2 separate regions of the Homo sapiens genome follow, and region 2 is linked to region 1. The links are chromatin contacts, found by Hi-C or POLR2A ChIA-PET in ENCODE. All regions are on one chromosome and are shown on one strand. Each heading gives the region's core, a stretch centred on a gene start or an enhancer-like site at or near the end of the contact. The rest is flanking DNA. Distances are from core to core; before and after follow the strand shown.

Region 1 (6,859 bases), core at 2,426-4,925:
TATTTGTAAAAGCAACTTGTGAACATAGGTAATTTGTTGTATGTCCCTTCAAGGATAATTTACATTTGCTTCTGCTAGGTAGCAGTGGCATTAATATGACACCGTTAGGTCTTACAACATGACTTCATGTCATTAGCATGACATCAAGATGGCTGCAGTCTTTGCAAGGCTTTCCTTACTCTAAGTTCATGTTTTCTTCTAGAGAGCAGTCCTTTAGTGTCTCAAAAGTAAGTCTGGGGCCAGGCACGGTGGCTCATGCCTGTAATCCCAACACTTTGGGAGGCCGAGGCAGGCAGAGTACTCGAGGTCAGGAGTTCGAGAACAGCGAGGTCAGGAGCATAAGACCAGCCTGGCCACCATGGTGAAACCTCGTCTCTACAAAAATACAAAAATTTAGCTGGGCACGGTGGCGCATGACTGTAATCCCATCTGCTCAGGAGGCTGAGGCAGGATAATCACTTGAAGCCGGGAGGTGGAGGTTGCAGTGAGCTGAGATTGGGCCACGACACTCCAGCCTGAGTGACAGAGCAAGGCTCCGTCTCAAAAAAAACAAAGTAAACAAAAATACCCCAAAAAACAACAACAAAAAAACTAAGTTTGGGATGGCAAATCAGGCCCCCTTCCTTTGGCAGACTCGGCTCCACCTTTTATCCCTTAAATCACCCAAAAGTGGTGCTCAAATCTCACCTGTCTTTCAGCATTAGCAAACAGCTTCTTTTATTCCAAATGGTGGTCTCATCTCTCTAGATTTCAGCCTTCTCTCAAATTTTGGCCCAGTAATTTCTCATTACCTTGTTATTTCTTTTATGGTTTTTATGTTTTAAAAAGTTTCAAAATGTAGGCCGGGCGCAGAGGCTGACGCCTGTAATCCCAGCGCTTTGGGAGGCCGAGACGGGCGGATCATGAGGTCAGGAGATCGAGACCATCCTGGCTAACACGGTGAAACCCTATCTCTACTAAAAATGCAAAAAAATTAGCCAGGCATAGTGGCAGGTGCCTGTAGTCCCAGCTACTCGGGAGGCTGAGGCAGGAGAATGGCGTGAACCCGGGAGGCGGAGCTTGCAGTGAGCCGAGATTGTGCCAATGCACTCCAGCCTGGGCGACTGAGTGAGACTCCATCTCAAAAAAAAAAAAAGTTTCAAAGTGTTTTGTCAAACATCTTCATTATCTTCAGAGAGACATCTATATGATTTATCTCCCCATCACTATTTAATATAACCTATGTGCTTTTCATTAAGATAAGTACACAATAATGTAACTATTGTCAAAAGGAAATAGCTGAGTCAAATGAAGATGTTTCAAGGTAGGAAAGGTTTAAAAGCCTGTTCGGGCTAGGTGTGATGGCTCACGTCTGTAATCCCAGCACTTTGGGAGGCTGAAGCAGGAGGATAGTGTAAGACCAGGAATTTGAGACCAGCCTGGGCAACATAGTGAGACCCTGTCTCTACAAAAAAAAAAAAAAAAAAAAGAAAAGAAAAGAAAAATTAGCTGGGTGTGCTGGCATGCTACTTGAGAGGCTGAGGGGGAAGGATCACTTGAGCCCAGGAGTTTGAGACCAGACTGGGCAACAACGTGGTGAAACCCTGTCTCTACAAAAAATACAAAAATTAGCCAGGCATAGTGGCAGGCGCCTGTAGTCTAGCTATTCAGGAGGCTGAGGTGGGAGGATCACTTGAGCCTGGGAGGTTGAGGCTGCAGTGAGCCATGATCACGCCACTGCACTCCAGTCTGGGTGACACAGTGAGACCCTGTCAAAAGAATAAAAATAAAAACAAAAACAAAAAAAAGAGAGAGTGTAACTGTAAGTTCCCAGATAAATCTCTTAAAATCTTGAGGGCTGGGCCAGAAGATTTTTTTTTCTTTTTTTCTTTTTGAGACGGAGTCTAGCTCTGTTGCCCAGGCTGGAGTGCAATGGCGTGATCTCAGCTCACTACAACCTCCGCCTCCTGGGTTCAAGCGATTCTTCTGCCCCAGCCTCCCAAGTAGCTGGGATTACAGGTATGCACCACCATGCCCGGCTAATTTTTTGTATTTTTAGTAGAGATGGGGATTCACCATGTTGGCCAGGCTGGTCTTGAACTTCTGACCTCTAGTGATCCACCCACCTCAGCCTCCCAAAGTGCAGGGATTACAGGCATGAGCCACAGCACCCAGACTTTTTTTTTTTTTTTGAGACAGGATCTTGCTCTGTTGCCCAGGGTGGAGTGCAGCGGCCGGATCTCACTGCAACCCCTGCCTTCCGGGTTCAGGTGATTCTCCTGCCTCAGTCTCCCGAGTAGCGGGGATTACAGGTGCTCACCACCACACCCGGCTAATTTTTGTATTTTTTGTAGAGACGGGGTTTCTACTAAACCCTGTATCTTGGCCAGTTTGGTCTTGAACTCCTGACCTCAAGTGATGGGCCAGAAGATTTCTAAGGAGTCTTGCATTCTAAACTTCTATTATTGTGAATCCAATGTTGTAGCAGAGACAGAGCTGGATTTGGAATCAGGAGCCTGGGATTTGAGCACAGCTCGGCCACATACCAGCTGTGTGAACATGGGCAAGTCATTTAATCTCTCTAAGCCTCACGGAGATTTACTTGACAGACTTGGGAAGGATTAAGGGGGTTACTGTACGTCAAAGTGCCTTATAAACTGTAAAGAACTACCCTAATGTCAGGTATTCTTTTATAATGTCCAGTCTTCCTTTTTTTTGAGCCAATCAGAAAAAGTAACCTAAAGTGAGTCAGATCTCAGGAATTTAAGTTGTAAAACCAGGAAATACAGTATAGTTAATTGTGCATCATAATCACCTTATGGAATTTATAGAATCGTTTTATTTTATCAATGCTTGCACTTTGATAATGAATAATACAAGGTAAAATTACAAATAGGTACTCACTTGTACAGGCCGATCCTCCATAAGAAGATGCTCACTGTTCTTGGAATCCCAAATTTTGGGGGGCAAAATAGTGAACACAGTATATGATAACGGCAACAAGTACTTATAAGCTAGTTTTCTCTTTCATTGAACAATTTCGTGTTGAGCCATCAGGTCTACCGGGGAGGATAGCAAACCTGAGGCCAACAAGAAAGAAGTTTTCCTGTTTTTCAAGTGAGGAAGGGCAGCCCTAGAATAACCTAAGCTGCCATGGGCAGGGCGATGATGTTTTCTCCTGAGACAGCCAATGAGCCATGTGTCAAAGGCCAGCCCTTCCTATTCTTTGGACTAACAGCCCTAGAACTGCTTTGAGGTCTTTTGAATGGAACTCGGGGAACCTAGTTCGTTGGTGCACACCGGCGACAATTTTTCGATTATTCAGCAGAACTGATAAAGTATTTCCTTGAGAGGTTCAGCGCGCGCACGCGCCCCCTCGGTTTGTGTTGAGTAACGCGCGCACTATGTCATTCAGTGCCCGCACATCGTTGTTGCTCAAGACTCAAGACGTTGCAAGAAAATGGCTAACGAAGCGACGAGAGAACGGCGGCGCGGCGGACGTTGCTGCGGTAGGACGTGCCCGACCTCCCAGTCCACACAAGGGAGCGCACCGCCCAAGTGGCCGCGGCCCGCTCGACCGAGCGCGCCGCTGCCGGTCCCTGCGCCAACGCGCACGCGCGGCCGTCATCCGGGTGCTGGCGGCTGCTGCTGCAGGTTGCGCTAGGGTGGCGGACCGGGGGAGGGGCCAGCGGCTCATTGTGCGCAGCGCTGCGCGGCGCCGGCGGCCGCCGAGGCCTGGGTGGAAGTTGGCGCTGCTGCCGCCGCCCTGCAGCCCACTCGCTGCCTCGGCAGCGCGCTGCTCTTCTAAGATGGCTGCCGCTACCGGTGCGGTGGCAGCCTCGGCCGCCTCGGGTCAGGCGGAAGGTAAAAAGATCACCGATCTGCGGGTCATCGATCTGAAGTCCGAGCTGAAGCGGCGGAACTTAGACATCACCGGAGTCAAGACCGTGCTCATCTCCCGACTCAAGCAGGTGAGGCCCGGCGAGGACCGGAAAGGACCGGGAAGGGGAACTTAGGCCGCGCCTCGGCGCCCCGCTTCCGCCGCAGCCTCCGGCTGCCCGCAGCCGCTGGGACCTGCGGAACGGCATGGTAGGGAGGCCAGGGGCGGCTCCCGCGAGCGTGGAGGACGGGGACCCTTCCGCGGTGCCCCCGCCCCGCGCCCCGGGCCGGGCCGGGCCTGCGAGGGACCGGCCACCGCAGCCCAGCGTGCCTCCGCCTCCCCGGGACGTCCCCGCCAGGCTGCGAGGGTTGCGGCCGGCCGGCGCGGCCTCCCAAGGGCGATCGCGGAGACCTGGGAGGCGCTGGCTCCCCAGCCTTTAGCCATGGTGAGCGTGTGCATTTCTTGGCCTCAGAGGGAATGGTTACTTTGGTGACTTCTGCGAAGTTACCGTTTAATTGTGCCCAACCGTTTCTTCCCCATCTTGAGGGGGAATTGGTAGTGGGAGTTGATGGGTGGGTGACAGAGTTTTTGTTTTCCACTAGGCTTTTAGTTTTTGCATCAGCGCAATAATTACTTTTTCTTTCCTGATTAGCTTTCTGGTTTGAGTGAGCGTTGGAATTGTAGCAGAGGAGCAGTAAGTTTGCATTACAGAAACTAGGAAAACTCTTTTTAGTTATTTACTTTAGTAGCTAGCAACTTTTCTGCAATAGAACATATTTGGATTTTTGGCCAGTATGATGTGATATTTAATTATCTTGACACGGTAGAATTTAAAACTCCTTGCGATTTTGATACCTAATGATTTTTTTCCCCTGAAAGTTTCTCTCACTCTTTCGTGTAGTTTAATTGCTCATTTTTGAAGTCGGTTGATGAAATGACTGGCAATTCTAATGTCTTGAGGCTTGAGGTTTGCTAAATTTTTTTTCATTTCGTTTTTATAAAATAAGTTTAGATAGATTGTGTAGCATATTAACTTCTCTTTCTAATGTAGGCTATTGAAGAGGAAGGAGGCGATCCAGATAATATTGAATTAACTGTTTCAACTGATACTCCAAACAAGAAACCAACTAAAGGCAAAGGTTGTTACGAGTTATGAACATGTTTTAAAATATATTTTGGTTATATAACTTGCCTCTGCTCTTGTGCCTCTTGCCCTGTTTATATAGTGCTACTCTTTGCTATTTCCCTCTGGCAGTCTGCCTTCTTGGGTCAAGGAAGAAAAGTTACTGTTGCCAGGCTTTGGGTGACTTGTAGCCCTTAAGATTCGGCTGAAGCTGATTAGAAAGTGAGAACAGTTCTTTATTGCTTCCGGAAAAAATTACAAAGTCAAGTTGTGTAATGATGCTTCATAGTGTGAAGACCTGAATAAAATACAGTTTAACACATGTCTACCTTGCCCCACAATTGGCAGAGTTTTGATGGAATTCCTACCAAATCTTTTACCTTGCCTCCTTGCTGTTTTCTTTAGTATATTAAAATTCTATAACCTTTATGTTTAGTACTTTGTTTGACTTGGTGAACTTAATTTGCATTTATGCCATTATACCTCCTAATTTTTAGTGAAATTCAAAAAGACCTCACCAATCATACTAACAAGGTAGAGGGAAAAATCCATGATTAATTAGCTTAAAAAAGTTTTAAATTATAGGGATGTTAAAGATTCTTATTTTTAACTTTTAAGCTAGAGCAAAATATATTTATTTCTAGGATATAATGATTTAGTGACTAGCTAAAAGTGGTTTTAAATGAACGTTTTGCAGTATGAATGGAACTTAGGTATTTTTTAAAGCTTCTTGGTAAATGAAACCTTTATTTGAATAACTGCAAATTTCTCCCTCCTATAAGGACAGTGGCAGAGGGTGGACATGATATATCTGGATTCTGGTCTTTACCTACAATTTTCATGCAGAGTTTGTCATGAACAGCTGCTGCATTTTTTGTAATCTAATTTTCTTTACTGCTTTAAGTGATCCAAGTGTTACTCCCAACCACTGAATGATTGCAACTAAAATAAAATGAATGGATTAATATTGAAAAGGGAATATTAAATTTTGATCTTAAGCACACCTGGGTATCAGAGATGAGGACAACTCACTATTTTAAGTCTTCCTAGGTTAGGAGAGTCCCCTGTTTGTGCCAAAGGAAATTGAAAAGGGCTAATAAGCATTCCCTGGGAGAGGTGGGGATGTAGTTTAGAGAAGTAAAAAAGTTATCTTAAAGGTAGCTTTTAAGATAACTCTGACTCAGTGTATCACTTTGAGAGATACATTTTCTGTATTTAAAGAAGCTTGTCATGAGAAGACTGCCAACAAACCAGAGGCTATTTCAAAATGGAAAACGATAGAAATTCAGAAATAAGTATATCAGGAATTAACCATGTGTCTTGCAGTAGTTTTGATTCATATCTTTTACCTAGCATGCTGTGCTAGTTTGACAGGTACTGTGTATTAATCATAGTCCCAGGTTGTTTGAGTTGACTATTATTTTAGCATTGAAAATAAACATGATTTATTCCTTTCTCACCTACTTTTAATTTCTCTGTATATCCCTTTTTCAGTTTTGACTAGGAACATCATTTATCTCTTATTATTAGAAATAATTTCAGCAATATAAAATTTTAAGGGTTTTTTCAATACATTTTATGACAGGTATATATATCTATATATATGATATATAGATTATATATAGGTGTATATATATCATATATGATATATATATATATTTTTTAATAGGGTATTGCTCTGTTGCCCAGGCTAGAGTGCAGTGGTGCCTAGCTCTTTGCAGCCTCAAACTCCTGGGCTTAAGTGATCCCTCCCACCTTAGCCTCCCTGGTAGCTGGGACTACAGGCATGTGCCACCACAACATTTTAAATAAGTAAACATTATTTATTTTTATCAGTATGTTTGCTAATTTTTTTCTTTGTATGGGTTATACTTGAA
Region 2 (6,294 bases), core at 1,048-3,547, 600 kb after region 1:
CACCAGATTCTATTAGTCTTGGCTCTGCCACTCTCTAGACACTTCACTTACTTCAGCCTCAGTTTGTTATGGATAATGATATCCACCTTGTGAGGTTGTTGTGATCATTAAAAAGGATAACATGTGAGACAGTGTTTCACAAAGGTAAGATTGTTTGACCACTTTGTTCATATCCTGATGGTCCCACCTGATTTCTGGAATGCTAAAGAATTTCAAAGGCAGGTAATGCCATGTTGAATTTTCTCAGCTATCAGAAAAATTTGGCTTGAAAATCATATCTACCTATGAAAAGTCGTCTGAAACTCATTCTAGTTGATCCCGTTCGCACAACATTCAGGGCTTTCTTGCAGTTATTTCCTCTTACAGCACTTCCTGCAGACATTTCCAAGGAGGAATCCTTCACTCCACTCCAGTCTCTGCTCAATCGATGTCTCCTCCTAGGCCTGCCTTCGCCAATAGCAGCTCCATCACCTTTTGCCCTCTCCTTGCTTTGTTTTCCTTCATAGTACATATAAGTTCTCGATATTATAATGTTTAACTATTAGTTGATGGTAGTCTTCCTTATTAAAACATAAGCTTCATGAGGGTAGGGCTTCCTCTGTTTCATTCACTGTTATATCCTTTAGAATGCTACCTGGTGTCGGGTAAGGAATTGACTTTTTTTAACTGAATGAAATTCACATGTGGTTTCCAAAAGGAATGAAATGGCAAATGAGGAATTTTTCATGAATATCCTGGTCTACCTTAATGGTAAGTGGGAGAGGAAGAAAGACGCTAATTATAGAATACCTCAGATGGGTTCAGCCTCTTCCTCAGTCAGACCTTTCACCGGAATTGCTGGCAAGAAGCAAATGGACAGGTTTGGCACTCATCATTCTTCCTTACTCAATTTCTCTAGGGGAGGTGGGCAAGGGTTTTGTAAAGACTCATGGTAATCATGTGGTAACACAAAACTGAGTAAGAGCCCTGTCTAGCCCACCAGTGGGACACTCAGCCTTTGAGGGTCAAGAATGGTTTTGTCTGTTTTAGCTTGTCCTGTAAGTCATGAGCAAAGACACAAGTTGTGGTGCAAAGAAGAGAAAATACTTGCTTTATTTTGACCTAAAGGGCAAAACTGGCATCACAGAATGGCTGACGCCTACTGCTTAGGTCTATCCTGCAAAAAAGGGGCTATCACTGAGGGAGGAAGAGTTGTTCATCCTTCTCAGCATTCAAGCTGAGGGTAGTGTCAATCTAGAAATGTTGTAGAGGTGGTTACTGGCTGAGTGTAGGGGGTTCAGACTAGGGGAACTTTGTAGTCCTTTCTCATTTACTGATTCTATGAATTTGAGTCATCTCTGAGCTAACAAATTGTTTACTTAGAAAGTCAACAGAGAGAAAAAGGGACATGGGATCATCAAGCACCCAGATGGAATGCAATAAACTCTCATACTGGTTTATTTAAGACAACTTCCTCTTGTCTTAGCCAAGAAATAATCTGTGGATCATCCTCAGTTTGTAACTGCCTTCAGAGTGATCTATGTTTTCTGGGAGAGAGAAAGCTTAACCCCAATCCCCCAGGACTGCAGGGATCCCTGCAGGTAGAGGGGGGACAGTCTGCCAAACACAGAACCCCTCTGAGAGAAGAACAAAGGGCAGAGCTGAAATTCCAGCAGTCATCTCTCCTTAAAGGTTGCCCTTGTTGCCTCCATTCATGGAGGAGAGAGTTGGCCCCATTCACTCAGCAGCACAAGTCTGATTCTCCTGATAGTGTGGTGAGTAGACAGTGCAGAGGGCCTGGGAGACAGAAGACCCAGGTTCTATTCCCAGTTCCACCTCTAATTCACTTTATGACCTTGGTCATGTTGCTTGACCTCTCTGGGCCTCAAATTCTTTTCCAGAAAATGAGAAGATTGATTTAAATGATCTCTAAGGCTCCTTTGTGTGTATGTGAAAATATGACTGGGGGATTCAGGGAAGGCTGGGTACTTGTTCCCTTTTAGAGCTGTCTCTGAAACGCAGCTTAGCATTTGGCACTGGGGGTGGGAAACAAAACAGAGAATCAGCCTTGAGATGTGACAGACCTGTGGGCTGCCTGTCCTGTCTCCTTCACAGGGCTCTGGGGCGTCTCACATTTCCTAGAGTGTAGCTGCCTCATGGAAGAGGGCAGAAGGCCTGGTGACAAAGCAGCAGATCTTGTCAGCTGACTCCCCTGCCTTCCATCCCCCCACTGACCTCGGAGTGGTGAGTCACGCTTCGTCACCCAGGGTTACTGGCAGCAGGCCCCACACAACTTCTTCAGCTTGTCAACACCCAGGATAGAATAAATCATCAGAGACCCATTTTTAGCCAAGAGTGAAAAATGAAGTCACCAGGAAAAGCAATAGAAGATGCCAATTAGGAATGCAAATAGGAAGCGAGGGTTTGTTGAAGGACAGGGTTATCTTCGCAGGGAGCCAATCCCCGGAAGGCTGCAGGCTTCTGGATTTGCAGTCTGAGTTTGCAGCATCTGGTGAGGAGGGCTCTGGGAAGAGGCCCACAGCTGGGTGGGAGTGACCACAACACTTCCTGCCCTCTTCCACTTTCAAAACCACATCAGCCAGGCTGAGGGATCTTAGCTTCTTCTTGCTCCAGGAAGTGGGTCTTAGAATTATCACATCACAGGGAATTAGGAGGGAGATGCTGAATTCTCTAATCTAGTGACTTTCCTGTCTTTTGTTCTGTTTTATTTTAGGAGCAGGACAAACAGGGAGGGGAGGGTTTGCAGCCTGCAGGCTGAGCCTCCCTCTCTTTTTCTTCCCTACTCTGGGCTAGACTAATTTGTCTCAAAGGCTCTTCCGCTTTTACCATTCTGTAGTTCATTGTCAGATTTCAAAATAACACATTCCAGCAGTGTTGAGCATGTGGGCAAATTCTGATGAAATAATACCATTTCAGTAAAAAGAAAAAAACCCGGTTCTGTCACTTTTATTAGCTATGGGATCATAGTTAAACCTCAATTTCCTTATCTGTAAAATGAAGAAAATAAAAGTACCTATCTCAGAAGGTCTTTGGGAAGATTGAATTAAGATAATAAAGGTCAACTCTTGCTCAACACAGTCCTATCCATAAACATAGGCAATAGTGTTGCTGAATAGAAAATAAAAGCTGGTGGGACCCACGGTCTCCTAGGGAGACAGTAGGAGCCGGGTGCTGCTCCAAAGTCTGGGGGCCCATTCTATGCTCTGTGGGTCTCCTGAAGGGACTCAGTGAATTCTCGGAGGAGACACCTTGCAACACGTTCCTGTGCAAATCCTGCAGGAAATCTAGGGGTTTCTCCCTGGACTTGGTTGGCTTTAACCCCTTCTCCTGGCCTCGTGTATGCCCCACTTCAGGAGGGAGGACAGCTTCAGTAAATGCACTAGGATCCAGAGAGGTAAGTAGCAACTTGTTTATGCAGCCATTCATTTATTCACTCATTCATCCAGCAAAGACTCTGTACCCATCTATACGTGGCAGTGCAGCCAAGGCTGGGAGGATTCAGAGATGACTGAGCCTGGGTCTTTCTCTTAGCAGCTGTGGGGAGGGGCCAGCTTCCTCGGGGCTCAGCTTTTTTCTCAACTCCCACCTTGTCTCCTCCCTCTCCTGCCCATTAGTCTTGGGCTCTGGTGATTTTAACTTGAAAATGACCCTTATATTCATGGGCCTCTTCCTCCTAGGCTGCTACTTGAAACCCCAGAAGTGGGTGAGATTGCCAAAGGACAGAATATCCGGAAAAGAGAATTTACATCAGTGTGAAATCTTGGGAAATGTGTACATATGAAAGAAGGATGTAGAAAAAAAAAAAAAGGCTTTGGAGGGGGCAGGCACTGGTGGATGTCCAGGTGTTACACAGGGGGTGGGGGAGCCCAGCTAAGGCTGCTGGATGATGAGTAGCCTGGGGAGCAGCACACAGGAGCAGGTAGGTTTGTGCTTTTAAGAAAAGCGGACTGTCTAAGCAGGTAGTCAGCCTCAGGCTGCAGATAGGACAGTGGACAGGGTTCGGTGGCCAGAAATTCTCGGGGCTGGATGATTCTCAGAAGTCCAAAGCTGGGGAGCAGCATCAGATTTCAGGCTTCTGCCTCTGGCCAGACCCCAGTCCCGGCAATGAGGCGGAGTTCTGCCAAGAACAAGGCAGTTTCTAGTTCTAAAGTGGTGGAACAGGATAAGGATTCAATTTCCCACACTGGGCATTCGGTTAGGGCCAGCCCAGCAGGGAGGGGGTTGGCCTGCAGGCACAGATCTGGTGGCCTCAGCTGGGGGAGAACAGGTCTGGCAGGGGTTGGGAACTAGGCTGGGCTGATGTTCCCAGAGAAAGGTAAACACAAGGAAGTACGTCTGAGGTAGAATTGATTAACTGGGTTGTTGGGCTAGATTGATTGGAAGATTGTGACCTTTGCCTTTGATATCATCGTGGGCCAACCACAGGGAGTATCTTCTCCTCATTCAGACACAAGTGCATAGACTATAGGCCCATCAAACAATATTTTACAATTGACAGATGTCTATGTCTGTGATTCATCTGGTCCTCATCCCAACCTTGTGCACGAGGAAGGGGACGTCACATTTTCTCCATTTTGCAGATTAAGAAACTGGGTCACAGTCAGAGAGGGGAACTTGCCTGAGAAGGCAGCTGTAGGCCAGGAGCCAGGATGGGCATTCAGGGCCAGGCTCAGGCTACAGTTCCCTGGGGCCTCTCCGGTCTTTTTTTTTATTTTGGCAAAAGGAGGATAGTGGTTGAAGGTAGACTTCAGGTCCTGCCCCTTCCCGACTTGCGTGATCTGGGGCAAGTTGCTTACCCTCTCAAAGCTTCCATTTCCTCATTTTTAAAGCTAATTAATTAATTAGTTAATTAAACACATAAAATTGACATGTAATAATTGTACATATTTATTGGGGACACAGGAGTATTTTGTACATATATACAATGTATACTGATCAAATCAGAGTAATTAGCATATCCATCACCTCAAAGATTATCATTTTTTTGTGTTAGGAACATTCAAAATTCTTTCTTCTAGCTATCTGAAAATACACCATAGATTTTTATTAACTACAGTCACCCTACAGTGCTGTAGAACACCAGAACTTACCCTTCTAACTATCTGTAATTTTGTGTCCATTAACCAAACTTTCCCTATTTTCCCCTTCCTCCTACTCTTCCTACCCTCAGAGAACCACAGTTCTACTTTCTACTTCTATGAGCTCAATGTTTTTAGCTCCCACGTATGAGTGAGAACACATAATATTTATCCTTCTGTGCCTGACATTTTTTCCCTAACATAATGTCCTCCCAGCTCATCCATGTTCCTGTGAATGACGAGATTTCATCCTTCTTTATGGCTGAATAATATCCCATTGTGTGTGTGTGTGTGTGTGTGTGTGTGTGTGTGTGTGTGTGTGTGTGTGTGTATCTCACGTTTTACTTACCTATTTATCTGTTGATGAACACAGTTGATTCCATATATTGGCCACTGTGAATAGTGCTGCAAATAAACAAGAAGGTGCAGATATCTCTTTGATATACAGATTTTCTTTCCTTTGGGTAAAAATCCAGTAGTAGGATTGCTGAATCATACAGTATTTCTATTTTTTAGTTTTTTGAGGCACTTTTGTACTGTTTTCCATAATTGTTGTACTAATTTACATTCTCACCAATAGTGTACAAGACTTCCCTTTTCTCTGCAATCTCACTGACATTTGTTATTTTTTGTCTTTTTCATAGTAGCCATTCTAACTGGGGTGAGATGATATCTCATTGTGGTTTTGATTTGTATTTCTCTGATAATTCGTGATACTAAGCATTTTGTCATATACTTTTTAATTATTTCTATGTCTTCTTTTGATAAATGTGTATTCAGATCCTTAGATGACAGGATCTCCTATATAGAAAAACCTAAGTACTCCACCAAAAGACTCTTAGAACTGATAAGTAAATTCAGTAAAGTTGCAGATAAAAAAATCATTATACAAAAAAAACCAGCATCTCTATACACCTGTAATAAACTAGCTAAAAAGCAATCCCATTTGAAATAGTTACAAATAAATAAATAAAATATCTAGAAATACATTTAACAAATGAAAGATCTCTACAATGGAAATTATAAAACACTGATGAAAGAATGGAAAGGACATAGAAAAATGGAAAGATGTCCAATATTTATAATTGGAAGAATATTGTGAAAATGACCACACTTCCCAAATCCGATCTACAGATTTAATGTGGTCATTATCAAAATACCAGTGGCATTCTTCAAATAATAGAAAAAGTAATCATAAAATTTGAATGAAACCACA

The links. A loop is a pair of places that touch in the nucleus more often than their neighbours do. ChIA-PET counts read pairs that join two places held with the same protein, here RNA polymerase II (POLR2A). Pooled maps may share reads with other maps.
Region 2: a map of gastrocnemius medialis shows a loop between it and region 1 (11-fold over the local background). The contact joins the enhancer-like site here to the promoter of SLTM in region 1. A Hi-C loop is called at or near these places in 5 of 168 maps with a recorded cell type or tissue (PC-9, ascending aorta, chondrocyte and 2 more), 2 of 37 single-sample maps with no recorded cell type and 15 of 50 pooled maps. POLR2A ChIA-PET finds 5 or more read pairs at or near these places in 1 of 52 experiments (IMR-90).

The regions. Positions count from the first base shown.
Region 1 is chr15:58,930,495-58,937,353 of GRCh38, reverse strand. It overlaps SLTM (SAFB like transcription modulator), which reads left to right and starts at 3,675. Exons shown (of 21, transcript NM_024755.4): 1 at 3,675-3,950; 2 at 4,911-4,998. The coding sequence starts at 3,789. RefSeq lists enhancers at 3,229-3,318, 3,339-3,478, 3,769-4,008 and silencers at 3,509-3,688, 4,059-4,318.
Region 2 is chr15:58,328,279-58,334,572 of GRCh38, reverse strand. No RefSeq gene overlaps it. Among named protein-coding and RNA genes, the nearest start is that of LIPC, 100 kb to the left of the region's middle. RefSeq lists enhancers at 2,049-2,343, 1,500-2,699. Within about 2 kb of position 2,297, at least 36 of the 41 ENCODE cell types and tissues checked have a DNase peak (open chromatin) inside an H3K27ac peak, as active enhancers do; they include IMR-90, PC-9, ascending aorta and 2 more, where a contact is called at or near this core.